Linked DNA regions of Mus musculus: regions 1, 3 and 4 are each linked to region 2. The links are chromatin loops, found by intact Hi-C in ENCODE. Cell type or tissue: left cerebral cortex. All regions are shown on one strand. Region 1 has its middle 26 kb from the start of Gm33149. Region 2 holds the start of Slc38a2 (solute carrier family 38, member 2). Region 3 holds the start of Slc38a1 (solute carrier family 38, member 1). Region 4 holds the start of Scaf11 (SR-related CTD-associated factor 11).

Region 1 (8,000 bases), 440 kb after region 2:
TGTTTTTACAGCTGTGTGCCCCCCCCCCGCCCCCAGCATTTACATAGAGGTGGCCCACTGTCTCTTCTACAAAAGAGAACAAAGGTAAAAATTACGTATTGCTTCTAGAAATCTTGGAAGCAAGAATACCGTGGGCCATTGAGGGAAAAGGCTTTATCAGCCTAGAATCAAGTACCTTGTAAATCCATCACTCAAAACCAGGGAAAAATGAAGACTTTCTCAGACAAATAGTGAGGGGCATGCTGTCTAGTGAGCTCACCTTCCAAGAAATGTTCAAAATCAGTTGTTTAAGAAGAAGGAAAATCGCCGGGCGTGGTTGCCCACGCCTTTAATCCCAGCACTTGGGAGGCAGAGGCAGGCGGATTTCTGAGTTCGAGGCCAGCCTGGTCTACAGAGTGAGTTCCAGGACAGCCAGGGCTACACAGAGAAACCCTGTCTCGGAAAAAGAAGAAGAAGAAGAAGAAGAAGAAGAAGAAGAAGAAGAAGAAGAAGAAGAAGAAGAAGAAGAAGAAGAAGAAGAAGAAGAAGAAGAAGAAGAAGAAGGAAAATTGGGGGCTGGTGAGATGACTCAGCGGGTAAGGGCACTGACTGCTCTTCCGAAGGTCCTGAGTTCAAATCCCAGCAACCACATGGTGGCTCACAACCACCCATAATGAGATCTGATGCTCTCTTCTGGTGTGTCTGAAGTCAGCTACAGTGAACTTATGTATAATAATAATAAATAAATCTTTAAAGACGAAGAGGAAGAAGAAGAATCACCAGGCATGGCGGCACACACCTTTAACTTCGGCACTTGGGAGGCAGAGGCAGGGGAATCTCTCTGAATTTGGGGTGATCTTTGTCTACACAGTGAGTTCCAGGACAGCCAGGGCTGTGTAGAGAGATCTTATCTCAAAAGCCAAGGGAAAAAGGAGAGAAAGGAAGAAAGAAAGAGAAAGAAAGAAAGAAAGAAAGAAGGAAGGAAGGAAGGAAAGAAAAGCACACAAGTAATACACTTGGATATAAAGAAAGCCAGAGAAAGAGTAAGTGGAGATAAATTTTCAAATGTGCTCTACAGCTCCATATTAATTAGGGACGAAGGCAGCACTGAGAAATGACAGGGGGTCAGTTCATGAAGAATATGTAACAATTTATGTGTAGTTGCCTAACGATAGAATGCTAAGCTAGGCAAGCAATGGTGGCAGAATTACACAGAAGTGAGTAAGTCCACTATTACATTCGGAGACTGTCACTGCTGGGCACTATTGTATCTAAGGCAGGAAGAAATGACAGAGTCTGGGAAGGGACGGGGCAGTGACTGTGAAGCTTAGTCCCAGCAAGATGGTGAAGTAGTGGTTTGTGGTAAGAATACTGCCCCCTCCAGGTGGGGGTGCACCCATGGTGGCAAATTCTCAGTGGTGGAGGTATGCCATGGTTCCTGTCTCCAGAGGACAGCGCATTAACAGCAGTTCTGGTTCCAAGATGTCACCTCAGAGACACCACACTGTCCATGGAAAGCAGGGCACAGCCACCAAGTCCTCCTTTGGGGACACTGGGGCTCATAGAATCCAGGTAGTTTTCTGTGCTGGGCCAACCACCCATGAGTTCTACAGAGAGTCCATAATGACCACCCTGTCAGTGTGCAGGGTCCCAATGTCCAAGGTGCCGATGTCCAGTCCCCTGATGTACGCCATACTCTCTTTAGTTGTTTTGTCGGAATGTGGTAGTTTATTCTTCTCTTTGGCTATCCTTGTGGAAGGGGGTGAGCACTAGAGGTGTTTATCTTATTGACACGACTCTGCTAAGGACTCTTAAATGTCACCCATAAGAAAATGAATGGGTGCTGGGATTTGAACCAGGGTCCTCTGCAGCCCTGACCAACCCCAATACCCAATTCTAGAGGTGAGAGCAGCAGGTCTCACCTATTGCTGGGGCCCTGAAACGCCATGAACTATGGAGATGGTTTGGTAGCTTCCAACAAAACTAAACACACCACCACGTTACAGTAACCAGGCTTTTACATGTACTCAAATGACCCGGGAACATATGCCCACCCACAGATGCTGATAGCAGCTTTATATCTGATCCAGAACTTGGAAGGAACCAAGCATCCTTCAGGTCAGTGGGAGAGTAGATTGTGGCCCATCCAGACAAGGGCTTGTACTCGGCAGTGAGGAAAATGAACCGTCTTGACAAGGAAGCAAGTGGGGGAAACTTAGAGGTTCTTTGACGAGGGAAACAACCAATCACATAACAAGAAACACTGTAAGACCCCCCCCCCCACCAGTGGCAGGACCAAGTTACAGAGAAGGCAGAACATTCAGTAGTGGAGAGGTTGGAGGGAGTGGGTGGGGAGTGAGTGGAGACATATAGGACAGTGGTGGTACTCTGTACGCAGCATAGGAGAAAACACCGCTTTAGCTCTAGTTCCAAACTCCCAGAACGTACAGTTCCAGGTGAAGACCAAGGTAAACTACGGACGTGTGAAGCTGATTAACTAGTCATGTTGAGCACCAGCAGCAGGCAGAAACTCTGTGTGGATGGTTGTAGTTTGGAGATGTCCAGAGGACACATGGGCTTCTCTCTGCACTTTTCTCTCAATTTTGCTCTTGACCTAAGGCTGCTCTTAAAAAGGGAAATCTGTTAAAAGAGAACCCCTTTCTGAAAGTTGTTCTCTGACCTCCCCCCCCCCATGAGTCCCCTCCCCCACCCCCATGCACAAGTAAATAAGTGTGATTTCAAAATGTTGAGCTGTCGGGGGCTTGAGATGTAAATTTCACATAATAAAATACAAATTCTCATATCTGACTTCAAGCACTTATTTTCTTCAGAAATGCTCTACTGGCTGCCAGCTTTGCCTGAGACTCCAGTGAAGAAGAAAAAATAATAAAAATGAGTCAGGTTTCTGCTTCACATTTCAATGAGTGTAAATGTGGGCAGTGTCTCCAGTCTCTTAATTGCTAAGTGATTAGTCGGGTTTTTAAGTTACTTGCCTACTTGCCTATCTTCTTTACATTTTAAATAAGGCCTGACCTTAAACTGTTGCCACTGAGCAAATTCGGCTTGCTTTTACAGATGCGGGAACCTAATGAACAAGGTTAGTGCTGCCACCTACTGTTGGAGGAGGAAGTAAATTGCGTTTCCCACGCAGTCAATTTGGAAAGACGCGGGGCAGCCAAATTGCTGGCCTGATCTCGGGCGGGGAAAGCCTGTACTATTATCTGGAAAAGAAGGGCAAGGTGATCAATGAAACTTTTGAGATAGACGTGGAAGATTCTGGAAACAAAGAATAAGTGTCAAGAGATCTGTCCAACTTCTCGGCCAGGAGATTTCCTGGGGCTCTGATGTCTTTAGCAAGCCCTAGTTCCATTTCTCTTGTATTGCTTCTGTCTGTGGCACATTACAGGACAGTGTAGGGCTTCAGAACTGTCCCTGGGGGACGGGTGGGAGTGTAGAAAGCTTCCTTGGCCTTCGTCTTCCCTACCCCTGCCTAGATTCTAAACTGGCTATCTTTCAGCCATCGGAATCTCATTTTTCCTCTTCCAGATACTTTCCACCACAACCTGGGTCACAGCGGGTGCATTATGTCACACTGCCTATTTTAAAGGCTGTGTATCATGTGATATCTCACAGTTCATCACCTTACAGCTATTCAGGTGTCCCATGAAGAGCTGTCACCTAGGCTGCTGGGAAGTGACCCAGAATGCAGCCTAGCAACCAAATGGAAACACGCACAGCCTAGTTCAAATTGTTAGGCAGGACTTTCTATAAAACTCAAAATAACATCAGCATCGGACAATATTTGTCCTTATCAACTCAAAGGAGGTTTGGGCAGGTCTGGGAGGGTAAGACTAAAAAATTCAGGAAGTTTGATATACATAGTCACACACACACACACACACACACACACACACACACACACACACTATCTCCAACAGCACTTGTAACAGGACTTGCTTTGGGACTGCCAGCTTCCAAATAATGACACAGAGACATATATTTATTTATGAATGCCTAGGCCTGAAGTTAGGTTTGTTTCCAGCTGGCTCGGAGCTCAACTATTCCGTTTATGCTAATCTAAGTCTCACCATGTAACTGGTTAGCTACCTCTCCTTCCTTCCAGGCCTGCAGCTTCTTCTCCATCTTCTTGATGAATCCTCCCGGGCCTGACTCTCTCCCAGAGTTCCCCTCTCTTCCAGGAAGTCCCACCTTCTATTTCCTGTTTTTGTTACAGGCCGTCAGCTTTTTGATAAACCAGTCAGAAGGTGAGAGAGGGTGGGTTTACAAAATATGATGCAGCCATATTAATAACGACACCAAAGTCAGCTTGTACTTGGCCCTCTGCCAACAGAGAGATCAGCATTTGAATAATACAAAGACGGTGTTTACACGGTGCACAATATTATCCCAACAGTGAGTTCTCCCAACAACTCCAGTAATGGCTCTAGTTAGACAGTCGTCTTCTTCCTTGACCACTGGACCATCCTGTGATGGGTTACACATCTGCAAACAATATACGTATTTCTAAGAACTGTGTGGGATTGTGTCTTCTTCCAAAATAAAGAACTCCCCTGTGCTAGTTAATGACTCTAATCTTAGAACTTGGGAGACTGAGGCAGGGGGATGACCATGATTTCAAGGCCAATGTTGGCAACATAATGAGGTCTTGGCCAGCCTTGGCTATAGAAGGAGACCTTATCTCAAAAGAGGAGGCAGGAATATGAGGAAAGAGAAGTAGAGGAAAAAAGAAAGAGACTCAAAGTTGGCCACAGATTTAAATATAAATGTAAAGCATGAAAAAAATCACATTCTTTACCCTCATTTTCAAATCAACTTAGGCAGATTAGTTCATCACTTTTCTCTAACGTTCTGGATTTTTCTAGGTAATCCGAGTATGCAAAGTGCGAGTCATTCTTGAACAGAAGGTTATAGGAGCTGAACGGGCATCTCTTTCACAGGACCATTCGATGGTCACTGGAATAGAAAGCTTTACCTATGTGATGCAGAGGTTGCTGGGCTCCTACTACTGTGTTGAAGCTGTGTGAAGACAGGCTTACAAACGGATCCAGGCATCACGTGCCAGAACTCAAATCCCTGCTGTAACAGTCACTTGTACATCCCTGGTGTGATTGTCATCTTAGAGGCTGGCTGATGAGTAAGCTTGCCCTTTCTGAACTCTGGCTGGCTGGTTCAACTCAACTGCTCTGGCTCAAACTCCCCTCCAAGATGACTGATTCAATCTGGCTTCTCTTGGCTTCTCACTAAATTGCTCTGCTTGGCCTCAAACTAACTCTGGCAATCTGTTCTAATCTTCTGGATCCTTCTCTGGCTCCTTCTGTCTTCATCTGGAACCTGTCTCTGTAAAACTGTCCCCGTAAAAACTGCCTCTCTCCCCCTCTTTTCCATGCTCCCCTCTTGAGCTAGCTCTTTCCTGTCTGTTCTCACGAGAAATGGGCATATCCCTTCTCTGACTCTGCCAAGTCCTTCTCTGATCCATCACTTTGTCTGCCCCTCGATTAGAAATCACTTTCAAACATGGCTGCTTCCTTCTATAAACTAACCTTACCTTAATGGTGTGTAGTAAAGGCATGTCTATATTCCAGCCAGGGGGATGAAAGGCATGTGACATTAAATTCCAATAGATCACACAGACCTAGGTCTTTGGATGTGATTAGAGCAGCCATGTTCCTGGATTAAAATTCCTCTACATCCTGTCCCACCAGTGTTGGACCTGTGTCTTTCTATTGTTTATTTCACCCCTAGTAATCTCTGTTTCCTCAACAGATAAGCTGCACTTGCTAGTACTACTGATGAGACTGTCTTAGTCAATGTTCTTTTGCTGGGAAGAGACACCATGACCAAGGCAACTCTTACAAAAGGAAGTATTGAATTGGGGTCTGGCTTACAGTTTCAGAGAGATTAGTTCATTATCATCATGGCAGGAAGCATTGTGGCACACATGGAGCTGAAGCAGTAGCCGAGAGTCACACTCTGTTTCACAAGCACACACTCACACAGAGGGAAGCAGGGAGAGAGAGAGAGAGAGAGAGACAGAACCTGGCATGGTTTTTGAAACCCCAAGGCACACCCACAATACCACACTTCCTCCAACAAAGCCATACCTTCTAATCCTATGGAAGAGTGCCACTCCCTGGTGACTAAGCATGCAAGTATATGAGCCATTCTTATCCAAACCACCGCAAATACTAGCCCTATTCTTGGCACTTCCCAAGTTCTCAGTTACCATGAGCTGCAGTTATTAGGTAGAATAAGTTACTCAGCAGATTCTGACTGCCGTGAAACAGCAGCGTCAGTCATTGACTTGCCTTGCTCATTTAGCTGGTATCGATTAGGAAGCGCTGAATTTAGAAGATGCCTGATTGACTAACAGGATCTCATTATCAATAATGGAGATACTAGGGTTATTAACATTCCTCAAATTAAATAGGAAAGTCCCTCCTGGAATTCTCTTCTCCTTTTCTTTCTCTTTTCCTTCTCCTCCCCTCCTTTTTTCCTGTCTCCTCCTTCCTCCTGCCTGACGTTTTGTTGGTTGGTTGGTTTTGTTTGTTTGTTTGTTTGTGTTGGGATTGAGCCCACGGTCTTCTGTGTAAAGACGAGTTTCTTTCGCTGAGTTACAATACCCCATGCCTTGACTTTTCTATGTGGATGCTGTGTCGTCTGTGAATGGACTTTTGTCCTTCTCAGTACCTTAGCCTTTGACTGATTTGCTGTCCCAGCGAGTTAACTAAAACTCCCGTAAGATGCTGAGAAGGAGTGTTATTTAAGAAGTCCTTTCCTTGCTCCTGATCCATGTGGAAAGCTTCTAGTTTTTCACTGTTGATCAGGATGTTAGCAGCGGTGTTTGTTTTTAATTTTAAACGATGTTTCTTATTCTCTGAGAATTTCTTACAGTGTCTTTAACATATCCACTCCCTTCCCCCAGCTCCTCCCATAACAAAGGTTCCACCAAATCTGACACATGGCCCTTTTGTGTTCAAGACTCTTGTACGTGCATACAATGTGACTTTGCTCAAGTCCACCCCACTTTGCTCCACTCTGACTTCTCCCACACCCCCTCCCCACACCCACCCCACCCCCACTTGCTCACAAGGTCATGGGATCTTTTCTCCTCCACGGGCCAGCATTTTAGTAGGTATATTCAGAACACTGACACACGAGTCACTCAGTATTTACTGAGTTCATTATTGGTTTCTGCGTACTTTGTTCCTATTTTATTTTAGCTTTTACTTGACTTCATTTATTGTGAATTTAAAATGCTTTTTTATTGTCATTGTTGCCTTTTATTTTTAAACAGAGCTCAAAGCCACAGAGAACTTGCAAGATAGATGGTACTAGCCAGAACCTGTTGCAATCCCCCCGAGGGCTGGAATTCCCAGTGCACATTCCTGGTGTTGTGTTTTAACTGAGCATTTTATATACATGTATTTTCTTTCTTTTCTTAGCATATCATTTTACACACACCCCATCCCTACACCTTTTAAATGTGTGCACTGGAACACACAAGGATCAAGCCATAAGTCCATTTTCAAGTGAGACTGTACCAAGTCATGATATTTGATGACTATCTCGGTTAGGGTATCTGTTGCTGTGAAGAGACACCGTGACCAAGGCAATTCTTATAAGGACATTTCATTGGGGCTGACTTACAGGTTCTGAGATTCAGTCCATTATCATCAATGCAGGGAGCACAGTAGCATCCAGGTAGGCATGGTGCTGGTGGAGCAGAGAGTTCTACGTCTTGATCAGAAGGCAGCCAGGAGGAGACTCTAGATCACACCAGCCAGACTTAAGCATATATTTGAGACCTCAAAGACCCACCTCCACAGTGACACACTTCCTCTAACAAGGCCACACTTCCTCTAACAAGGCCACACCTTCTAATAGTGCCACTTCCCATTGACAAAGCATATTCAGACCACCACAATGACATTATAACAGTGAAATATTAATTCCCCCCTCTGTCCTTAAATCGTGTGCACAGTTCATTTTACTTACACATA
Region 2 (8,000 bases):
TTCTGTACCAAGGCCACGCACGTTTTTTTTTGCAAGGACCCCCCCAAATCTTCATCTTGATGCTTCTAGTTACCCAAAGCCAGACTTTAACATCTGTGTGGGGTCTGACAAAGCAGAGCTTTTCTCTCAAACATTTTTTTTTATTATGCCGGGAGAAAGTCATTTGAGTGCTAGATCCCCATCAACTAACCAAAATTTCTCAACTGTCACAAAAAGGGACAGCTGTCGAGTGTGTGCACTTCCCATTGGTGCAGAGGTTATGGTGAAGTCAGAGGCGCCTCCACACAAACTGTGTCAGCCATGATCTACAGGCAGTTTGAAAATCTCAACACAGAACTACACACTCAAACACATACATGCTTTTGTATTTGGAAACAGCCTTTTTTCCCCCCCTCTTACTACTGCTCTGATGGCCCGGGGAATCGAACTCAGAAATCAATCTGCATGCCAGGCAAGCCAAGCAGCCTAGTGCTGACCTCTAGTCTACCACTCTTCCATCATATCAACCACGGGTAAGTGACCCCCAAATGGGTAACCCTCCAAAACATGACTTCTGGAGGTTCAGCCAACTAACTTAAAAAAAAATTAGTAGACTCTTACTTAGAAGTCAGGCACCAATCCTATGTATCCGGAAAGACTTTTTAAAAAGTGAATTTGCTCTTTAGCATCCAGAAAATTATGACTCACTTGCTCTTAGACAAATATGATCTGGGCTAGGTAAATACCACCACACCTTATACACCTCCAACCTTCTTTTCCTTATGTCACAGGTTCTAGGGCGAGACCGTCAACTTATAAAACCCATCTATTTTACAATTAACAATACCTTCTGGAAAGGCTGGCCTTAACCGGTCAGTTTTAAGCGCTATCCCACGTTCTGTCTAACTTGCTTGCACGAGGACGTACAATAATAGCAGTAAAACAGAGATTCGGATTTCCCATACTTTCAAGCTTAAATTATTTTTAACACCGACTACTTTGAACCGCAAGTTGCTTTTTTTTTTTTTTTTTTTTCCTGGAGCCAAGAATATGTTTATCATATTAACTGCCCTGCACGGCAGGCACCACTTACACATACTTACATAAAAAGAGCAATTCCAGTATTAGCCATGGCATAAGAAAGCCCAAGGATTCCACTGCCCACAATCGCATTGCTCAGATTAAATACTGACATTCCAAAGGAAGTAGTACCTGGATGCTACACAGAGGGAAACGATAACCAAACATATAACAATAATTAAAAGGAGAAAAACCAGCTTCGGGCAAGTCAGATTTGAAATCTAAAAGTAACACTATTCTTTGACTCCATAAAGCCAAGCACATAACAGTACTGTTAACTTACAAAGTCTGTTTCGTACTTCTTCTTCCCCAAATTTGATTCAAGTAAAAAGTTCTGGTTTTCGGGATCCACGTCGGCATAATGGCTGCAAACACATAATTTTTTTTTTTTTTAAAAAGGCCGTTGTAACCCAACTGAAAGATACGAAAACTATAGTTTACATCATGTAAAGCCCTTCAGTTCTGCTTAAGTTAATGCATGAACTAGGTGTTCTCGAAGGTAATACCATCTGTCATGCAGTAACAACCGGGTAATTTAGCAGGCTACTCTCTCCGGGGCTGTGAGCCAGGGGAGACCGAGGCTTCGGGTGAGCCTTCTGGTTCCTGGGTGTGCGCGTTAGCCTGTAACCGATGAGCAATCCCTCCAGCCCCGAGGCACCCGTGTGTGCAAGCTGGCTTTTTTTTTTTAATTTGCAAAGCACATTTCTTTTTCCCACCTTTTCAGAGCAGCCTGCTTGGTGGGGTATGAGTAGTTGAAGTCACTGTTGGAGCTGTAACTGCTGCTGTCCTCATCCGGGGAGATGTTGAACCTTCCCATTTCGGTCTTCTTCATGCTGCTCGGGAGGGACGGACGGTGTGCGGCTCGCTCGCGGCGCGGGCTTCCTTTTGTCCTTGGCGGCGCACTGGCCCTCGAGGCTGCCTGCGAAGGTAGAAGGCGGCGCGTCAGGACTGCGGCGCGCGCCCGCCCGCCCCCCCCCCGTACCACGTGACGCCGCCGAGCGGCGCAGCGCGGCTGATTCATCCCCCGCCAGGCGAGTGGAAAAGTACCAGGCGAGCGAGGGGCGGGGGCGCGGCGAGGGGCGGAAAAGTACCGACGGCGGGGCCGCGAGAACAAAGATGCGCCCGCCGAGGCGCCCCTCCAGCCGCCCCGGCGCTGAGCCCGGTCCCCCTGCCCCAGCCGGGGCTTGTTTACAGGGCGCACGCCGAGCCTAGCCTCCGGCAAGCCGGGGACTGCCCCGGGTACCCGGTCACCCGCCCCTCCTCTACCCCGGGAGGAACTGATGCAATACCGAGGGGCGATTGATTGTCAAGCCCTCGCGCGGTTCGCCTTGCCCCACGCCCGGACCGGACGATTATTTTCGAGGCACAAGACCCGATTGCAAGCAGCCGAGCGGCCCGTGCGCGATTCCCCCTTCCCCCTAACGGGAGGCTGTGGCCGGGTGGCCGCAAGCCCCCGCTCCCGCCGCCGGCGCCGCCCGCGTCCCCGCCGCCGCCCCTCCCCCGCCTCACCTCGGTGCTCTCCCTGCGAGCTGGCCCACCTCACGGCAGCGTCTCCCGTGGGCTGTCTCGGTCACACACCAGAATTGTAAAACGAGGGAAAAAATGTAACAGTGACGGAGTCCTTTTCTTTTATTTTTTTTAATAAAAAATTTTTAAAATTTCCCCGTAATCCAACAACAGGCAGAAGAGGTGGATTTTTTTTTCCTCTTTAATTATTAAAGAAAAATGAAAAAAAAGAGCGGGGAATGGCGATCACGATCCTCCGGCGGAGATTGAGGGGTAGCGGCGCGGGCGACGGCGTGGCGCGGTGTGGAGCAGCTTCCCGAGCGCGAGTTATAGCGGCGGGGCGCCGCGTCAGTGGGCGGGGCGCGGGCGTTCGCCTTTGTGTATCAACAGCACCTGGGCTCCGCCTCCCTCCCGGTTGCCCCGCACCCCGAATCGGGGGGCCAGCCGCACCCCGCTTCCCCGCGGCTCGGGGCACTGCAGCCCCGTGGGTGGCCGCCACCCGCGGCTGCTGTAATTACGGAGCCGGATCCCTTAGATTCCCTCCCAGCCCGGTCTCCAACGCTGCGTTTCGGGGACGCAGCCGGCGAGTGTGCAGTACCCTACCCTCCCAGCCCCCCCCCCCATAACCATTCCCAGCCCGTGACTTAAGATTTGATTTACGTGAAGGGTTTTTTTTTTTTTTTTTCTCCCGCAGAACTTGGGCGGGCGCTGCCACGCTGCCCAGAGGGCCGGTTTGTGTTCTCGATCTTTCCACCTAGATGTGCTTTCACTCTCCAGTGCTAGCCTGGTGGTGAATGAGAGGCGGCTCGCAGTTGCGTGTCGGCATAGACTTTTGGGTTGCACGTGCCACAGCGTACTAGGGAGGGTTTGCGTTTGACCAGCAAGCCAGACACACCTTTAATAAAAGAACCTCGGGCTGGGTTCTTCCGAGGCCGCCCAGGGGCGCCCTGTTCCCTCTTGGTGGACACTTTCCCTCCTGCTACCACCCCACCCCTGGTGCTAGCGTCTCCCCGGGCTTCCAGCGAGAGCGCCCTCGTTGGAATGTAGGCCTGGAGCTTTCTCTACAGCCCAGATCCCTCGGTGGTGCTTTTGGTCTTGCAGAGCCGGGCGGCTCAGGGGGACCCCTAGACGAGAATATTCGGTGCTGCCGGAATGGCGAGGGCCCTTCCCTTTCGGTTGAACAAAGACCCCCGAGGAGAGCGAAATGCTGGTTGAATGAAAGAATAAACAAACGAGTTTGACCTGGTGCTCTCTTCCTTTGGGGGACGTGGGAGAGATTGGGCTGGGCATAGAGGAAAGGGTTGGGTGTGATCACACTTTTTTGCCTTCAATGTTTTCCTGAGGAAATCTGCAACACTGCCTATTTCCGTGGCACGAAAGTCTTGGGGTACCTTCAGCCCGTGTCAGTGTTCATGATTGACAGGGCAGGACCCTATTTCCCCTTTACACACTGTGTTCTTCATCCTAAACCTCTGGTCCGGTCAGCCATACTTAAACAATAGCCTTAGAATGAATGCTGCACGTCCCCTCGCCCCTCTCAAGGGCGGTGGTCACTCTAGACCTAAGGAGCCAGGAACGCCTTTTTTCGGCTTGCCTATAATTAATGCTCCCCTCCTCAGTCCTACTTTTGCAGTTCTGTTTTCTAAACCATGTGGTGTCCGGACTTCATAAACCTGTGCTGTCTTGCACAGTCCTCAGATTGTTCGAATTTGTTTGTAGTCTTGTATCGACAGTCTCCCCATGGAGACCGAACTCTCCTCAGAGGGGAGGTTAGGAATCTGACATATAATCGTAGCTAAAAAAGTCTTGATTACCTTACCCCGCCCCCCTCCCAACTGCACACCCTAGTAACATCGGATAAACTCCTGTCAGGAAACGCTTGGTGGTGGACTCAGGAATCCTGGGAAATTCCTTTCTATCAGGTTTCAACTGATAAAACTCAAAAGATCTTAAACCACTTTTTCATTCTAGGTAAATCTCTTGCCCTGTTAGAGGTATTCAGGAAGTTCTGTAGGTTATTGGTTATGGCTGCAATTTGGAATACAATTAGACCTATTGTCCTTTGGACTTTTTCCATGGTTCATACTGCAGGATAGTTAAGGAGAGAGGTGGGGAGGGAGAGAAGGACTGAGGGGAAGGGAGAGGAGAGGAGAGGAGGGAGAGGGAGAGGGAGAGGGAGAGGGAGAGGGAGAGGGAGAGGGAGAGGGAGAGGGAGAGGGAGAGGGAGAGGGAGAGGGAGAGGGAGAGGGAGAGGGAGAGGGGAGAGGGAGGGAGAGGGGAGGGAGAGGGAGAGGAGAGGGAGAGGGGAGAGGGGAGGGAAAGGGAGAGGGGAGGGGAGAGGAATAGATTTGGAGGCTTGTAATCTTTATCTGAATTTCCGGATGGTCAGAAACTGAATAGTACGTGACAATAACAATGCAAAGCAAAAAGGTGATTTTTCTATCACCACTTTGATTCTTCCCAGTAGTGAATCGAAAATGCGCGTTACTAGGCCTGGAGAGATGACTCAGTGGGTAAGAGCGCTGGCTGCTCTTCCAGAGGCCTCAGGTTCAGTTCTCAGCAGCAACATGGCAGCTCACTACTGTGCCCTAACCTGGTGAACAGGGAGACACAACTCTATCCCAGACACACTTACTCTATTAATGGCACGTCCTTCTAAAGCGGCCTGGTTTGTGTAGCGATTTATACACTGGAACTCTAACACTGCCATATTTAACTCCATCTGGGGGGTGGGGGGTGAATCGAAAGCCGTCTTCTGTCTTCTGTGGCCGTGGCCACAGCACACACCCGGTGCACAGACGTACACACAGGCAAAACTCCAATACACCTAAAAATAAATCTTTTTAAAAAAATTCTAACACAAGAGTTTTCCCACTGAGACCTCCACTGGGTTATTGCTGTTGTCCTGTGTCTAGAAGGCAGGAGACACAACTGTATCCCCAAATGTGGCAAAGCTGACGTGTCTGCATTTTTCAAACTGCAAAAGAGAGATCATGTGGTTGAGACTCAGTGGGCACCTACCAGCTTAACATTCTTCTTTAATGAGTAGGATATAAGGGGGAGAAAGCAGCGTCCCACCCTTAGCAGTACTAAGCACTTTGCTGTGAAGCTTGTGTGTCGACTAAATAGGCTGCGTTTGGGGTTGTGATGTAAAATGTACTTGCAGGGGGCTATTTTTGAACCAGAATTTCGAAAACATGCCTGGGCTGGACTGGAACCCGGGATCCATTTTCCTTTTCCCTGCCCCCTTTCCTTAACACCTGGAGTTTGGATGACAGCTGGAACCCCGGACCTCGGAATTTGCTACCACACCTGTTTTTGTGATGTAAAATGTATTTCTTGCTGGGACCCAAGAAGTCTGAAAACAATCTGGTAGCCTATTCCTTAAGAGAAAGGTAGCCTCACAGTAGCTCTGGATTTTTTTTTTTTTTAACGTGCATTGTCCGAATAGATGATGGAAAGTTTTGTGGGGTGATTTTTTTTTTGTTTTTTGTTTTGTTTTGTTGTTTTGTTCGGTTTTGATTTTTGTTCACCACCCCAACCCGCAGCCACGGTTTCCATGTGTTTAGCACAGCTGTCCTGGAAATCAATCTGTAGACCTGGCTGAACTTGAACTCAGAGATCTGCCTGCCTCAGCCTCCCCAGCTGGGATTAAAAGCGTGTGCCACCACCATCCAGCGTGGTTGTTGGGAGTTTTTAGTGAGCGTGGATAGCTGCCATCTATAGAATTATCTGACCATTGTTGCCTAATAAAATAAAGTTTTGTTTTACTAAGGAGAGCCACATTACTAGGCTATAATTAGCTAACCTTCCCAGCCTGTTAAACAGCTAGAGTTAAGAGTGACCCTCAAAGTTTGTTTATTCAGTGCTTCGCCTGCAGTTTGTTCCCTCTGTCTTCCATTTCAGCAAGCTACATTCTGAGTTAGGCATCTGTAGTCACCCTGATTTGGCCTGTAGTTCCACCCTGTTAGTGATGGACCCAGTGACTCTTACTTTCTGGTCTTCTATCTTTTGGAAATCCTTCAGACTGGGCCTAGTGATGTGGCTCTCCTCAGCAAAAATAGCACATCACTTCTTGTTTGAAAAAAATAAGAAATACTAATTCTCTCTCCCTCTCTCTCTCTCTCTCTCTCTCTCTCTCTCTCTCTCTCTCTCTCTCTCTGTGTGTGTGTGTGTGTGTGTGCGCACACACTCTCACAGGAGCCAGAGGGATGGAATCCCTTGGAGCTAGGGTTAGTGACGATTGTGGGCTGCTGACAAGGGTGCTGAGAAACTCTAGTGTTCTGAAGGAACAACACACGATCTTCAGTGCTGAGCCATACCTCCAACCTCCTCACCTCTAACTTGGTTACTAAAGGACACCGACTTTCATGGAAGCTGCAGAGATGGCTCAGTGCTTAAGAGCACTTGCTCATTCAGAAGACCTAGGTTTGATTCTCAGCATCCTCATGGTGGCTCACAACCATGCACAAGCCCATCATGCAGGGGATCTGAAGCCTTCTTCCAACATTCCTGGGTCCCAGGCGTATGCGGGCAGCTCCTGCTCTGTTGATTTTTGAGGTGATTTTGTCTGCAGGAGAAACCTTCATCACAGGACTCCGGTAAGCCTAGCTAGGATTCTTGACTCATAGAAACAAGTGATAACTCTTCATTGTTTTAAATCACCATGGCCAGGTATAGTTTACTACTTATCAATCGATAATCAATAGATACTCAGTATTCTCCTTTCATACTCTGTGCTTTTGCCAAGATGCACTACTTACTGTTTTCAACTACAACCCATTTTCCATTAAATCACTCCTATAGTTACAATGTTCTTCATGCGACTTTTCTTTTTTTTTCTTTTTTCTTTTTTGGTTTTTCGAGACAGGGTTTCTCTGTATAGCCCTGGCTGTCCTGGAACTCACTTTGTAGACCAGGCTGGCTCAGAAATCCGCCTGCCTCTGCCTCTCATGCGGCGTTTTGCAACTTTCTAACGTATCTAAGACTTTTTGTATTTCCTCATCTTAAATGCCACATCTTTCGTTAGCTCTTCTGTATTCGATGCTGTCTACAGCCATACCACCCTGAACATGCCCAATCTCGTCTGTGTGTGATGATTTCATTTGAGAGTGATCTTATTCTAGAAAGATGTTTGGACACTCCTTTTAGTGATGTCTGTAGACTGCTACTTCTTTTTTTCTTTTTCTTTTTTTGTCTGGTTGGGGCTTAATCTAGTTCCATCACCTTATCTCTCTCCTGATTTCATCAAGGCAGGAACAAAGAGTTTTGAGTTTCTCTAGAACAGAGAGTTTTGAGTTCCTCCAGGTTTCTCAAAAAACCTATTGGCTAACATGGCTGAGGGGCAGCTCTCACATCCCTTACAAAGCACAGCAGAGCTATTGATTTCCCTATCAAAGCTGCTCCGCGTCTCATCTAGCAGTGATTGATAGAGA
Region 3 (8,000 bases), 62 kb before region 2:
ACGGGCAAATATGTGGGATCTCCCTTTCGAACTCTACTTGATCATGATCGTGTCCCTCGGCACAAAACAAGGTTTTGTATGGGTTTGTTTTATCTATAGAAAGAGTCGGGAGGGAGGAGAGGAGATCTAGCCGCTCCTTCCGGTTTAGAAATTTCCATAAATTCTTTAGGTCTCTGGCGGCTTGCTAGACCCGTTTATTTGGCTATTTGCTTGGCTATTTGCCACGGTCATCACTGCAGACTGGAAGCTGAACTTCCAATCTGGGTATCACTTTAAAGCAACCCCCTGGATCCGCCACCATGGCCTGCCTGTTTCCCTTCCTAAAGGCTGATCCTTTCGATCCTTTCCCTCCCTCCTTTACAGCTCACAGCCCTAACTCTGCCAGGCCACCTTCTCCCAACTGCAGAAAAGGATCCTTCTGGAAAACGTTTGCCTTGCGTCTATCTCTTCCAAATATGTACAGAGTGATTCCTTGATCCTAAGTGTGAATCGCTTACAGCCGCATCCCTCCCCACCTCCCCACCTGCGGAACTCTGCACACTCCTGCTGCATGGTCTGCTTGCTCCCAGGTTGCCCCTGTTAGGTCCTGTCCATACCCTCCCGACTTCCTATCCCCCCTGTGCAAACTGGAATAGGTCCTTGCTTTCTTTTCTTTTTTAAAGACTTATTTATTTATTCTATGTATATGAGTATGCTGTAACTGTCTTCAGACACACCTTAAGAAGGCGTCAGATGCCATTAGAGGGTTGTGAGCCACCATGTGGTGGCTGGGAATTGAACTCAGGACCCTGGAAGGACTCAGACATACCTGCTATGCAGATTACTCACTGGCTTGGATCAAGGATTCAGATATTCTAATGATGATGGTTTTTGTTTGTTTTTGAGGTTTTTTTTTTTTAATTGTTTTGCTGTCTGTTTTCGCAATTTCAGTTTTCTGGGGGAGCGGTATCAAGGTAACACAGACCTCATAGGCACACAGCCTAGTAGACACGCCTTAACACTGGAGATGGTGGAAGTCTTTTTAAAGCGAAGTCTGCGGACACACAGTGATCCGCACCCATACAATTTCTTCAGAAGAGAGACATAAAAATGGAGACTGTGAGTAGCAGACAGCCCTGTCCACCTTCATGAACCTGCACATAATTTCCTTTGGGATGAATCTGGATGAGGCGAGTTTGAAAAATCCATCTGAAAGCACAGCTTCGGGGAAGGTATTTTCATCATATCCTGCCACCGCGCCCAGAATGCCCCCGGAATGCTTAAGATTCTCCGTGTGGCTTCTAAAATCCAGAGAAGGCAGGGACCAAAGCTGTCTGTCTCATCAGGGAGGAGTTTTGCCCATCAGGAGATATTTGGCAAAGTCTGGAGACATTCCTGGCTACACATATGAGGGGTCACTCTAGGCCTCCAGCAGGCCTGGCTGGAATGGCGTTAAACCGGCATGGCAAAGGCAGATGAGATCTGGCTCAAAATGTCAGCATTGCTGATGGGGTGGAAACCCAGTGGCAAAGAAAGCTCATTAAGAACACACACTGGCCAGCTGGGCGTGGTGGCACATGCCTTTAATCCCAGCACTTGGGAGGCAGAGGCAGGCAGATTTCTGAGTTCGAGACCAGCCTGGTCTACAGGACTTCCAGGACAGCCAGGGCTATACAGAGAAAAACACTGTCTCGAAAAACCAAAAAAGAAAAGAAAGAGGAACACACACACCAGCAGTCACTGGGGGCATGTCGACTAGTCACTGAATTATAGAGCAGATTACATTACACTGCACCTTATCCTGCCTGTTGCATACTACGACTGTTCAAGTCTCTACATATCAACCAAGGTTCTGCTTTCAATATGTCCAGGTATATGAATATCTGTATTTACATGTTCCAACATGACATCGACTTCTTTGAGATAGAAAGTCAAAAGTCAAGTCAACATATAATCTATGTAAGAGAACAGATTCTATACTACTGTAAAATAATAATAAAGATCAACATTTGGAGTTTACTGAGCATCCATTGATATGACTCCTAATACAAATAAAACTCTCAGTAACTGAGAGTGGATTTCTAGAATCACAACAAATATAAGCAGTCAAAAGCAACTATGGACGCTCTAACGAAAAGCACAATTCTCTGCATATGCGCATCTAGTTACATTGATATTCGTGATCAAAGACCAATCTTCTACTAAAAGCAGTGGGCAGTAGTTACACTGTAGTTAACCCCGGGTTGAGCTGACAGCCAAGTCCCAAGGAAATGCCATAGGAAAATCACTAACGTAGGGGCTAACAGCCCCCTAAAGTGGCATATAAAAATGAGGTCTTTTTAACAAGAAGACCTTCAAGTACCTCAATCTGAAGAGAGAAATAAGTCCCAAAGACACATTATCATTCAAAGGTCACTTGATGACGCAGAAATGGAACAATTCCCTATCTGGGTCTCTGGGGGTTGAATGGGCAGATGTTCTCTCAAGCTCTCTCCCAGGTCTCACCCCCTCTGGCTGGTCTGTCTGCTTACAGGTCAACTTTTACCAAGCAGAGGAGCCCATGGATACATCTCAACAGCCGACTCAAGGCCAGTTCCTGCCAATCTAGCTGGACATGGGAACAGACCAGGAAACTTAAAGAAGAAAATCGGACATAAAGAGTGACCTCTGACACCATGGGTCTAGGACATAACCCAACTGTGCATACCTTAAATGCTCTCCGGAGGAGCCTAATGGAGAGCCAGCCTTAAGGTCCTACAGATTGAGAGTAAAGGCAAGATCAAGGACAGCTCGTGTGTCCGGGCAGGCTAGACAGATTAGCAACACAGCGCAGGCTCACAGAACTGGAGAAGACAGGATTTAGTCAGGTCCCTCCAACCAGCAAAAGGAACAAGCCAATCTTTAGGGTTTTGTTTCGTTTGAAATAGGGTCTTACAGCGTAGCCTTGGCTTGTTCCCTATAGACCCACTCTATAGGCCAGGCTTGACAGAGATCCTCCTGTTTCTTCCTCTAGAGTCCTGGGACTAAAGGCATGCGCTACCACACCCACCGACATTTTGTAAGGAGCGCTGGAAATCCGTATGTGAAGTGACATCCTAATTTTTATCCAGAAATTAACTCCAAATAATCTTAAAAGGAAAAATGTAACTCACACAAAATATCCCCATAAGCTTACTCAGGCCTTGCTCACCAGTCTGCACTCACAACAGGAACTATGACAACTTAAGGCTCCTTTTCCTCAGCTCCGCCCCCTCCCATCAGCCCCTTTCTTCCTCCCTCCTCAGGCCACAGCCTATCCGGTCCCTTTTCCTTTACAGCCTCCTTCGTCATTGCCAGAGATGGAAACTGAGATCCTCACGTTATTTCTTCTCGTGATCTGGCTGTCTCACTGGAAGGGCCTCCCAGCCTGGGAAAATACAGGCCACACGTTGTAACCTGAGGCTAGGGCCCCATGATGTCACCAGCTGGATGGTTAGTAAAATCGAAGGGAAAAGTCAGTGAAGCTCACAGCCTCACGTGGCTAAGATGTCACCAGGCAACCCGTAGACATCCTCATTTAAGCTGATGCTCGGTTTGTGGGCTTTGCTTTTAAGTCTAAACTACTACAGAATCACCCGGTACGGTTTTGTTTGCTTGGTTTTTTTTTTTGTTTTGTTTTTTTTTTTTTTTTTTTTTTTGCTTTCTTTTCATTCTCTTGTCTGCTCTGCCTGAATCTTTGGAGATGGAATCTGTAAATTAGTAGATTTCCAAAGGCACAGGTTGAGTCTGCTGTGGAGCCAGGCTGAGAAACACTTCAAACAAACAAACAAACAAACAAACAACCCTTTTCCAAGCCTGTCCTTGGCAGTGATCTTGGATGGCAATGTCCCAAATAGCCCTGACTTGTTCAAAGAGTCTCCCAGATGGTTCTCATTGCACAACTGTGGATGGAGACAGTGAGGCCTCAACCTGTCCCCTGAGTTGCCCACGGTTTTAGGCAACCTCTCTGGAAGTGAGTCTCTCCAACCCCACTCCCCATTGCCACACGGGCTTCTATGAATCTAAACTCCTCTGCCATTTAGGAGTAGCTGGAAACCCATGATTGGCAGAAAACCAGTAACCAAGCCATCAAATTGTACAGATGAGAGTGAATACCTTACATCAACCGCCATCTTAATGAAATCTCTGGAATAACTTAATAACCACCATGGGTGTTGTTCTCATTTGATAAATGAAATTCTGAAGCTCAGAGACATTCAACAATTTGCTGCAAGTTCCCAAGGCCATTAAGTCGCAGCCTGGTATGCAGATCTGAGCTAACGGCGAGGCCTTACCATCTCTGCTCCACCACCTGGTGTGGCACCCAGAGTGGGGGAAAAAAACTGTATAAAAAGGAAGGTGGTCACTAAGCACTTGTAAGAACCAGAAAAATAGCACCCTGACCAGGTTGTCACAAAATACAAGATTTCAGTAGGCATTCTACTCTGGAAGCCACATAGCCACTGGGGCAGAAAAATACCTGGGACCAAGGGGAATTTGCAGTGTGTCCTGGGAGAAAGACAATGTCACTTGGGAGAGAGAGAAAGAGGTGAGGATTCGCCATAAATGAGAAAAGAATCCGGGCTATTTCTAAGCAAGTGGGAACTCAGTGCGGAGTGAGGACCTTACAAAACATGGACTGTTTTAAAATCAGGATACAATGTTAAACTTGTGGAAGTGCCCAGGCTGAGCTACAGGAGCCGCGTTTAGCCTAGAAGAGAAAGACTGAGCGGCTATGACACCACCTAAGCTGACTCCCTGGCACGCTTGCATCTGCCTCCCACATCCGTAGACACTTCAAGGGACTTCCCAGCCCATAGCTCCTGATTCTCAACAATCCACCTGATGGGTTTGCACATTTGGGGACGCAGACAAAAGGACAAACAAGGGACATTTTCAATGCCCTACCATTGCTCAAAAGGAGAGGCCATGGTAAGCGAGAAAAGCAGAGCAGACAGACTGCAGTGTTTCAACCGTGAGGGAAGAGGACCAATCATGGAACAGAGAAAAGAGTTGCCCCTCAGAAAGGGGTTGGGCGAGCTACCTTGCCAAGGTCACAATCCAGCAAGAATTTATTAAGCAATTCCCATATCCCTGGCATTAGAGGACCAAAAAAAAAAAAAAAAAAAAATAGTGGACATGGTAGCAGATGCCAGGCCTCTTAAGTCCGCTGCTTTCTCAGTGTAACCCTCAGTCCATGAAACAAGGTAAAAAATGTTCAGAAGCAGCAAAAAACTTTAAAGACTGGAAAGTACCTTTCAATCTACTTAACGTATCTGCTGGATTACAGGCAGCCCAGGGTGCAGTAAGCACTATTTCTTCTGAAAATCTCCCCCTAATTACTCCCATAGACAATTATTTCTCCTCATTAAGAAAGGAAGACACGCCACCCCTCACACAACCTCTCCTAATGGGTCGCCTATCACAAGGATCCTCCAGGTTCACATGACTCTGTCTCATGTCTTCCCAACCTGAACACCTGGCATTTCTGTTTGCGTTCATCCATAGTCTGTTTCCTGTTGAAATGGACATTACACAGGAGCCGGAACTTGATCTGATTAGTTGCTGCCTGCTACACAGCATCCCTAATTATTCAACACCTGTTCTTTAAAAAAAAAAAAAAAATCCCTATTAAGATCAAAACCGCAATCAAACTAGGCCGCATTTCCGTTGCTTTCAGCCACTCACTGAGAACTAAGTAACCCAACAGCAGAGTCATTTAAGTCATTTTAAGACAGAGGTTAGGCGGCCATACCAGACCCGTGCAGTGGCGGGACTTGCCAGTTTCCTATAGGGTGAGTTATTTGACAATGAGGCCAGCCAGCTCAGGTTTTATTTCCGTTGTCCTTCTGACGTCAGAAAAAGCACGAGTTGCAGCACTGTTTCTTGTATCAAGGTGACAAATTACAGCCTTGCTAGACCCGCGTTTTGCAAACCATACAATTACCGCCCCCCCCCCACACACACACACTCCATTGTATTCTTTTTAAGTTACAAAAAACAAAAAACCGCGGAGGTGTTAAATCTTGCAAACGCGTACCGTTTTCTAGCAGTGGGTCCTTTCCTCTCTTCCACGTACGACACCGTCTAAACGTCTGAGACAAGTACGCGATCCCCAAGCCAGTGTGCTTCCCACCGATGGAACAGGCTGGTGAGAACCCGGGTCCACGCCGCAGAGCGAGACACAAAGGGCTGGAGTAAGCGCCACCTTCCTCGGCCCGAGGCAGCTTGTGAAAGGCAGTTCGCGGCGTGACGCGCTTACCGCGAAATTCCTTTTGCCGCCATATGCACTCGAGTCTAGTGCGAGCACAGTTGGGCCGAAACCCAGCGGCGGGCGATGCACCGGGATCCGCGCGCTGTTCGCGAGGGTGCGGAGCAGTCCCGCACCCGGAGCCGGGCTGTCGCGGGGGTTGGGAGAGATGAAGACGGGCTACAAGAGATCTCCGCGCGTTTTCCTCCTCGCGTGGAGCGGACCAGTTTATAAGCGTTTTGCCGCAACGTTTGGGGCCAGGTGCGGGGGAGGGGAGACCAGGGCGCAAGGGTCCTGCGCAAGCAGTGGCCTTTTGTTCTCCCGCCCCACCGGACCAGGCTCTAGAGGAAGTAGCCTATCACTGGCTCTTCATTCGGGAGAGAGCCTCCAGAGAGGGAGAGGAAAGTGAGTCACTGCCAGCATCATCCCACTAACCGGAACGGAGACAGGGGCCGAGCCCGTGGAGGTGCAGCCAACGTGCACCTGTTTACCGCGCTGGGGAGCCGGTCTCCGAGGCTCCGCTGCCGGCCAGTCCCAAGATGCAGACTGATTCACTCCTCGGTGTACCTTATGCCCCTTACATCGCATGCTTGGTTCCTAATTCGCGAAAGTGACACCAGATCTGGTGGCACACTCCATCACCATAAAACCAGGTCTACAAAGTAAGGTACTGTACGCCACGGCGGTATCTGGAGTCCCTGCGTTCAGGGAAGGGCACCGGACTCCTGCCTTCTAGAAAGGCGCCGCGACGCTCTGCCCGTGTCCACGAGACATGGAGGCTGTCTGAGTTACCTCCTTCCCTTCCTGTTCAAACTCCCCTTCCCTCCAAGTCGCCGCTCCCTCTGCCCTCCAAAAGCACCTTACCTCGAGAAATAAAGGGAAAGGCGCCACCAAAGTGTCCGCCCTTCCAGGCCGTCCCCGGCAGTTAGATGTCCTTTTTTGTGTCAAGGACTAGCTAGGGAAAGGTGGCCCCAGGTCTGTAAGACTGGGCGGGGAGGATCCGCGTGGCGGGTTTCGGAGGAAGGTAAAAGGCCGGGTTACCGGCGACCTTCAGGAAGAGTGGCGTGGCCACAGCTCTCCTCCTCCTCCTCCTTTTCCACCACCACCTCCTCCTCCTCCTCCTCCTCCTCCTCCTCCTCCTCCTCCTCCTCCTCCTCCTCCTCCTCCTCCTCCCAGGGCTGGTTGCATCAGTTTCCCCCCACCCACACTCTGCCCGCCAGCACTTACATTCACACGCCCGGCGCGGAGGGGCTCCAACCTGACTCATTGGCTCCTGCGAGGCGCGTCGCCCTTTCTCTTCGGCAGTTTGGGGACGGGAGCGCGGCCTTTCAGACCATCATCCCTCCATGCCCGCGCGCCGGCGGAGTTGAGCTGTGTGCGGTAGAGCAGTGCGGGTCACATGCCGCTGGTCGCCGCGCCTTCTTGCTCCTCTTCCCCCCTGGGCTACCAGACCGCAAGGCGACCGCGGCTGGCGGACACCGAGCATCCAGGAAGGGCAGTGCGAGCGGATGCGCGAACAACGCGCTGGTGGTACCCGAGCATACGGAGGCTGCGGGCCTCCCGGCACCTGCCTGCGCCCTCCCGGGGCCTCAGCTGGGGCCACAGCTGCCGCACCCGCACCCTCGGGGTTGGAGGTGGAGCGGCTCACTCGCCCAGGCGGTGGCAGGGGGCCGTCTCTTGGGGTACGCCAGGGCCTCACCGAACGGAGTTGCATTGTGGGAAGGGAGCAGCGTGAGGGTAGCCCCGCGACCCA
Region 4 (8,000 bases), 240 kb before region 2:
CCATAAATTGCCACTCTTCTTTTTAAAAGGACTCCTAGGCTAGAGGGGTAGCTTGGCAGTAAAAACAAGACAAAACAAAACAAAACCACTTGTTCAATGAGAACCAGTGTTTGGACCCCAGCGGTCACGTGGCTCACAACCACCTGTTGTGTAACAGAAGTTGTGGCCTCTGCAGGCACCTAAGTGCACATGTGAACAGACACTCAAGAGATATATACATGTGTGCACACATTAAAAAAAAATGTGGATTGTATGTAAACATGGTCTATATGCATGAATGTAAATAATTTGGCAAATTATTCAAGAGACTTAATAAACATTAAAAACCTATAAGAACCTTACAAAAACTATAAAACTAGCTTTAATAGTTATAACAGGAAACGTGAATCCACGAAATAGTTGTCATTTACCTACTACAATGCTATGCACTGTTCAAATTGTTAGGAGTAAAACATTGACAAAATGACAAACCCTGGGCCAGTGAGATGACTCAGCAGGTAAAGGCACTTCATACAAAGCCTGGTGATTTAGTCGGGTCCCTAAGGTCCACAGGAGAACACACTTTACCAAGTTGTCCTCTGAACTCCAGCCATTGCACATACACTTGCAATGTAAAGAAAAAGCTAAGACAAAACCTGTTCCCATGGAAGTTGCATTAGACTGAAGAAACATAATAAACGTGTTAGATTAACAGCAGTATGTCAAAAAGAGATAAAATGCTGTGGGGGGAAAACGGACATAAAATTGAATAGGAAGGGTGGCAGATGGGGATGCTGCTTCAGATGCAAGAGTCAGAGAACACCTTGGTAGCCCTGGAGAAACGTGGTTGGAGAAAAGGGAAGAAGATGGGGTCAGAGAAGAAATCTAAGTAACTTCAGAGCTATGGAAAGGCCACAGTGATCTCCTGGGACTGAGAAAGAAAGCCATTTGGGAAGGTAAGTAACACAAGCTAATACAAAAGGTTCATTCTGGCTTAAGAGTGTTAAAGACTGTGGGTTAACAAAGATAAATGGTGTTGTCATGTTTGTCTTATTAGGAAGTTATTTTCCAAGCAAGAGAGGATGGTGTTTTAAAATTCTCACACTGAAATTTTATTGTGTCATAACTTTAATTTCTAAAAAGGGACAAGTCAAAGGTAATTCTTAGGAATAAAATTCAAAATATATTTTTCAATTAATGTATTACTATTGTGCTAGGGGTAGGGGTGTACAACATGGCACACATACTGAGGCCAGAGAACAACTTCCATCTTTGTATGAGTTCCAGAGATTGGACGCTCAGGTGGCCTTTACCCAGTGAACCATCTCAGGCCCACAAAAGCCCCTACTACTAGACCATGGTACTGGCTATTTTACCTCTAGACTCTTCCGCTTACTACAGTCACCACTGCCCAGATGTGAAACAAAGTGCAAGGTGAGGAACAGAATTTTAAGAATTTGGGTTTGGAGACTAGAAAGATGGCTCAGCAGTTAAGAACACTTGCTGCTCTTTGAGAAAATCAGGACTCAGTTCCCAATACCTACGTCTCGTGGTTCACAACTGTCGGCTACTCTAGCTCCAGGAGATCACACACCTTTTTCTGGCCTCCAAGGATAAATATAAGTAAATAAACAAGGTAAATGTTTAAAAAACAAATGACCTGGGTTTTAAAGCTAGTACAACTGTAATTCCCAGCACTTGCGAGACAGAGGCAGGAGGATCACAAGTTCAAGGCCACCATGAGCTATCTGATGTATAAAACTCATCTGGCCTGGCAGCGGTGGTGCACACCTTTGATTCCAGAACTTGGGAGGCAGAGGCAGGTGGACTTCTGAGTTCGAGGCCAGCCTGTTCTACACCTCATCTGTTTTTCAGTAGACAAGGTAAGACAAAACACCACTTACATCCCTAAAAGACAAGAGCAGAAGCTGGGAAGCACAGTGCACATTATTTTATAACTAGCTTGTGTTACTTTGAGGCACACTGCCCTCTTAGAATGGTGGTTTACAACTATCTTGCATTAAAGTACCTAAAATGTGCAGGCTGATGGGTAGTTACCATTATACTTCATTACTAAAGGTATATGTCAGGGATGACAGCAGGTTAGGTAAGTTTTCATGAAAACCGCTCGTAAACTATCCGTGCTCCAGGAAGATGGGAAAATTGGGAATACCCAATAGAAGGCCCAGAACCACGTGAGGGACTTCCAGGAAGAAAACTCTTAAAAGTTTTCTCTTAAAAATTAAGTAATTTACACTTTCTTTTGTATTTTTCTCCTTTGTCATGTTGAAGGCTGCCTTTGCAGTATATTTACAGAAGGGCAAAGAAAAAACTATTAGCTAAAGTGAAGCTACAGTAGGAACTGCTAATCTTTGAAACTCTGACCACAAGAGGGGCAATGGTGGCACACACCTTTAATCCCAACACTCTAGAGGCAGAGGCAGGCGGATTTCTGAGTCTGAGGCCAGCCTGATCTACAGAGCGGATCCAGGATGGATAGGGCTACACAGAGAAACCCTGTCTTGATAAACAATGAAGAAGAAGAAGAAGAAAAAAATGACTGCATAAACAAAACGCAAATTAATTCATATCTAAAGATATTTTCAATTTTTCTTTTTTGTCTATTTGGGCAAAAAATAAAAAATAAACCAACAATAACAACAAGAAAACTACTTTTTCCTTCTGTTTTAAATAATAATAAAATGGTTAAGCCAAGTGCCAAAGCAGAGGGGGAGGTGGGGGTGGAAACATGGTGTGGAGAGACAGAATTACCCAATAAAATTTTATTAAAAATACCGGTTAAATGAAAGGGCTAAGAATCTATTGCCTTCACTGTTGTGGGGCTGCGGCAAATAAATCATACATGAGTTATCTTTTCCTTGAAAAATGAAAAAAAACGTACTTATTGATATACTTTCCCCAAAATTCAGAGAAAACTGCCCAAACTGGGGGAAATTTGAATACTACCATATCTTAGTCAAGGCATACTAAAAAACTTTCTCGTCAGTTTTCGTTAGTTCGCTGCTAGTATATAAGGATGGTAGCCAAAATGTAATCCAAAATGAATGAGAAGCAGCCGCGGTTTTACGTAGTACGATCAGCATGTAAAACTTGCATTCTGTATTGTTTACTACCTCACACACGCAGATGATTAGCCGGACTACCGGAATACGATACTGTACAGATCAACGCATGGGGAGTGTAGGTCACCATTTCAATCTGGGACTGTTGCCCTCAATTGCAACCAGGTGTCTTTTAAATTAAATTCTTCGAGATCCGTGCGGAAGACGAGCGTGCATTGGCCAATCTTCTAATCGGTACTCAGTCCCCGGCTCTAAGGCGGGGTTGAGCGGGGCTGAGTTTCGATCTCCCGGCCGGTTGGACCGCGGGCAGCCCGGGCAGCGGGTTTTAAAAACGACGGCGGGGGTGGGGAGGCGGCCGCCGAGGGAGGGAGGGAGAGGCCGAGGCCAGGCGCCGGCCAGCGCTTCCTCGTTCAGGCGCCGGGGAGGTCACAGCCTAGTGAAGTTTGGTTTCACAAGCGGGACCCGGAGGCTCGGGGACGAACGCGAACTCCACGGGAAAGCGGGCCAGCCTGGGAGCGCCCGGAAGCACGGCCGACACGTTCCCACTGCGGGTGGGGGAGCTGCGGGCCGGGCCTGGAGCCCCTTCCTGCCTCGGCCGAGGCCCCGCAGCCCGCGCCGCCCCGCTCTGCTCCTAGGCCCCGCGCGCGCCCAAACTGGACCTCCGCCCCGCGCCGCCCGGGGCCGCGGCTCCCAACTTTGCTCGCAGCGAAAGACACCGCCCGAGCCGCGCGCGAGCCCCAAACTTTGCCCGCCCGCCCGGCCCGCGCCCCCGCCGCGCCGCGCTGCGCTGCGCCCCGGGGCGCCTCGTCCGCTCTCTCCGGCCCGCCGTGTTTACCTGAGGCCGAGGTCCCGCGGCCGCGCCGGCGCAGGAGGCCCGGTCTCCGTCAGTCCGCCGCTAAGTTCTGCACCATGGACTCCTCCGGCCGCTCGGAAGCGCGCGCGGCCCGCGGGCTGGCTCGGACGGCCGGGTCGGGAGCACGCAGGCAGCCACGCAGCAGGAGACCCGGGCAGGCGGCGCTAGCTCCGCGCCGCTTGCGCCACCGCCGCTCCCCTCCCCCGCCGTGTCTGGCGGCTCCCTCCCTTTCTCCCTCCCTCCTTCCGCGGGGCTCAGCCGCGCCGCCACAGGTCGGCGCACTGTGGTGACGACGCGGGCGGGCGGGCGGGCGGGCGGCTGGACCCGCCGCACGCTACCTGCTCGCGGGCGCTGCCGTACTCCCCCGGACCTCCAGGGGGCGCCCGCGAGCCGCGACGGACGGACGGACGTGGTGGGCGGGGCACGCCGCCCGGCTGGAGAGCGGGAGCTCCGGCGTCTGCGAGTGGCCGGGGCTTCTGGGAAACATTCTTCTTGCCCCGCCCTCTTGCCGCTCGGAGCGCTACGCGCACGCGCCGTGCTCAGTCCTCGCTCCACCCCTTTCCCCCTCATCCCCACCCCCGCCCCTGCGCCCTGGCCGCGCTCTCTCTGGTCGTGGCCTTTCCTGGCAGGCTCCGTGGGCGACAATAAAGATGTTTTGGAGAGACTGCAGTCCCGAGAAGAACTCGTGCGTAGTTGGCACGGATGAAGTACTCCGCCCGCTGCACGTGCGCGGCGGCCTGCCAGCCCGGGACACACTCCCACGCCCTAAGCCCGCGTCCCCGAGGCTAGCCGAGCCTGGCTGGCTTTAAGTGCTTCCACTTTCAGTCACTCTGCGATGTCCTCCTGCCCTGCAGCGCCCTCGGATCTTTTGTTTCACCTCGGAGGTGTCTTTACAGGCTTTTCGTCAGGCGCTGGCTTTTTCACCCCCTGCTCCACGCTCTAGCTTTTCCTAGTTGTCCTCTTGCAATCCACGCTGTCGCCTGGCCACCCCAACCCAGGCTGTTCCCTCCCTACCTCCAGCCCAGCAGCGTCCCCTGCCCTCCTCTCTGATCCTGTCGCTTCCCTGGCATCTTCATCCTGTGCTACTTGGCTGTTCAGTGCCCGTCACGTCACACCGAAGTTTGGGATGATGTCTCGTTAAGCTCTTCACAGAGCCGAGCACCAGCAAGGGACTGGGTAAATAACCGCTTAGGAATGCAATGAATGGCAGCCTTGTCTCTCCCAGTGTCAGTGAGCTATCTTCATAGGTTTGGAAATGTGGTGTTCCTGTGTGCAAGTATTTCGCAGTGATTTAGAGGTGTTAAAATACTTTGTTCTGATGAAACAAGACTTTCTGAGGGACCTTTCTCTTGTAATGACGACGAATGAAGCTGGTGATTAAGAAAACCTAAAAACCTGTTGAAACTGTTGTGTGACAGAATCAAGTCAAAGGCACTGTTAACCATCCTGCAGAGATAAAGTTTAGCTTTCCTGTGTACACTCGGGGTCCAGAATTCACCCTAGAGAATTTTATCAGTAAGAGCAATTCCCGGTGAAGATGTGATATTCTTTTGTATGTATTTTATTTTGTTTTTAATGCAGAGTCTCACTGTGCAGACCGATCCTCAAACTCCACATCTCCTACTTCAAATTTATTGCTCTACCTTTTGTGTTCGCAACATTTAAAATTCACTCTGTAGCCATCGTGCTGGGTAACAGAGCACGAGAAAAGGCTCCTCCTGCCTAACTGCCCTTTGACCACCTCCCGCCCCCATCCACCTCCCCCTCCACACACACAATACTTACCTAACAGAAACGAAGGTGCATTGTAATATAGGCTGTTTCTTGTTCCCCAAGAGAGAGACCCTGCCTATTTCTATATATGGTGTTCTCCTCTTTACTGTGTTTGCATGATAAGAATGTGTTTTGTTTCCTTTTTTTTTTTTTAAATTTATCAGAGAGGGTAAATATAAAACAGATGGATAATGTCGATGGCATACCTGTTAATACTTTAGACTCATTTATAATCATAAACAAGTGAGGGCTAGGGAGGTGGCTCATTAAGTGCTTACCACACAAGCATGAGGACCTGAGGTTGACTCCCCAGAACCCACAGAAAGTTGGGCACCATAGCAGGCATCCGTAATTCCAGGGCTTTCACGGAGAGACAACAGGAGAGACCTCTGAAGCTAGCCTGCTGTCAGAGACAACAGACCCTACCTGTAGAGTGTAGAAGGCAAGAATTGATACCCAAGGTTGTCCTCTGACCCCACTTGTGCACTGTGGGACACACACTTTCACGAGTACACCACAACAGAGAAGTACCCCATGAACAAACATGTACATACAGAGAGCATTTTAGTTTATTTTTTATGTATATGGGTATTTTGCTTACATGTATGTCTGCACCACATTCTTGCAGTGCCCATGGAGGCCAGAAGAGGAAGACAAGGTGTCTGGGGCTGGACTTCCAGGTGGAGTTATGAACCAGGTTGTTGTTGCTGATACTCAAACCTAGCTCATCTGGAAGAGAAATGCTAATAACTGACCTGAACTATCTCTCCAGTCTCCCTCCCCCTCCCCCCCAAAAGAGATTTGCTAAGATCTACAAATGGTGCACATAAAAATACCTTCATTGAAATTCTCAATTGTGTTGCAGTTTCTCGGGCAACCATCCTTTCACAGTGTGATAGAAACCCATAGCATTGAAAAACCAAAAACAAACAAACAAACCCATAGCAGCAGCTTTGAAAATGAAAGGTGATCGGTCAATGTATACATTTTTATGGGTTCATCAGAAATAATTGCTATAATCTGTCTTTTATGAATGTAACACAAAACAAAATTCACATTAAGAGAAGAAGAAAAAAGAAATCATGGAATAAAGACCTTGGGTTACTTAACCCCTTGGCAGTTTTAAACAAATAACCCCGTGTTTTATCTTCGATTTTTATATAACAGGAGGTTTTCAATTTAATCTGTATAGTGTGTTTATGTCAATAAAAATTTACAAATTCAAAAGGTATGCAGTTAAGACTCATGGACAAAATGTGGTCAAATATGCAATGTCCATATAACGAATGGAAACTAAATGCTATAAGGAAAAGTTACAGGAACTTTCACAAAATAATATAGCTTTATTAAAACCAATATTCCACTCAAGAAAGATGAACCTCCAGATACAGTCTCTTAACACTAATCAGCGTAACCAAATACAGACAGAGTCAGTGGTGTGCCCGCATTGGTGTGCACAGGGGTTAGCATTCTGCATTGTAAGTCAATAAAGCAAGCCCTCCTAGCTCCAGCCCCAGCCACTGGGAAGTACACATAAATGATTGTACACTCTGCAATAATACCCTAGCTGTGAACTTTGAATCACGTGGTAAATTGCCATCCGCGTGGGTGACACCAGAACCCCGCAGCCCTAGCACCAAATTCAGTGCTGTTCAATCTTGGCATCAGCTGTTCTCACCGAACAAATACTGTGGCCGACCACTGCTGACGTGATCAAGCCCGTATCATTTTACCCATGTTACCACCTGTCCAAGGTCCATCACCTTCGAGAAAAGCTCTTGCGCGCGCCAGACTTGACCAGCAAGAACGACGCTGCAACAGGATCCTTCTGCACACGTTTATTGGGAGAGCTTGATTGCAGAGGCGAAAAGACCCCGAGCCCAGAACTGATGCTGTTTATATAGGCCTAGGAGAGGCTTGTCTCACACCCGGATTGGTTATGCACTATGCCTCATTTGCATGTTCCTCATCTGATTAGCTACTCTCTCTCTCTGTACCTCACAGAGCCTCATTATCATACCTCATTTGCATGTCTCACATCTGATTGGTTATACTCTCAAAGCCTCATTATCATGCCCGGGCCAGGCAGTGTCTTTGCAAAAAACTTTACTGCATATGTACACATTGGTTGTTTGTCCAAACTTATGCGTGGTGGCCAGCAGTAGTCAGTGCCACTCTGCAACGGCACATGTGGCTTCCCACAAAAAGCTGTACTCTCCTTGATGTCACACCCTCTGGCAGAGGCTGGCTATAACTGGGTTTATCGCTAACAGTTGTCAAACAGCAGGGCAGAGACACCTTCAAAGGCGAGC

Evidence for each region. Peaks named below come from ENCODE experiments on the same cell type or tissue, not always from the same donor. Only the 100,000 strongest peaks of a DNase experiment are listed, where the experiment ranks them.
Region 1: a loop joins it to region 2, with 2.4 times the contacts of the local background. A loop is called at or near these places in 3 of 42 quality-filtered maps.
Region 3: a loop joins it to region 2, with 4 times the contacts of the local background. A loop is called at or near these places in 7 of 42 quality-filtered maps.
Region 4: a loop joins it to region 2, with 6 times the contacts of the local background. A loop is called at or near these places in 2 of 42 quality-filtered maps.

What each region holds. Positions count from the first base shown.
Region 1 is chr15:97,132,387-97,140,386 of GRCm38, forward strand. No RefSeq gene overlaps it. Among named protein-coding and RNA genes, the nearest start is that of Gm33149, 26 kb to the right of the region's middle. In left cerebral cortex, a CTCF peak has its summit at 3,092 (motif pointing left); a DNase peak (open chromatin) is centred at 3,079.
Region 2 is chr15:96,696,840-96,704,839 of GRCm38, forward strand. It overlaps Slc38a2 (solute carrier family 38, member 2), which reads right to left and starts at 2,889. Exons shown (of 16, transcript NM_175121.4): 1 at 2,569-2,889; 2 at 1,776-1,978; 3 at 1,343-1,424; 4 at 1,083-1,198. The coding sequence starts at 1,891. In left cerebral cortex, a CTCF peak has its summit at 3,499; DNase peaks (open chromatin) are centred at 2,091, 2,930, 3,450 and 3,524; H3K4me3 peaks cover 3,752 bases; H3K27ac peaks cover 2,706 bases.
Region 3 is chr15:96,635,017-96,643,016 of GRCm38, forward strand. It overlaps Slc38a1 (solute carrier family 38, member 1), which reads right to left and starts at 7,897. Exons shown (of 16, transcript NM_001166458.1): 1 at 7,475-7,897. In left cerebral cortex, no CTCF peak of the experiment used is centred here; DNase peaks (open chromatin) are centred at 3,320, 4,839, 5,489, 5,836 and 4 more places; H3K4me3 peaks cover 3,476 bases; H3K27ac peaks cover 2,152 bases.
Region 4 is chr15:96,456,705-96,464,704 of GRCm38, forward strand. It overlaps Scaf11 (SR-related CTD-associated factor 11), which reads right to left and starts at 4,139. Exons shown (of 15, transcript NM_028148.2): 1 at 3,898-4,139. It overlaps Gm41408, which reads left to right. Exons shown (of 2, transcript XM_030248866.1): 2 at 3,340-6,542. The coding sequence ends at 4,205. In left cerebral cortex, a CTCF peak has its summit at 4,303 (motif pointing right); DNase peaks (open chromatin) are centred at 3,508, 4,365 and 4,877; H3K4me3 peaks cover 2,590 bases; H3K27ac peaks cover 2,035 bases.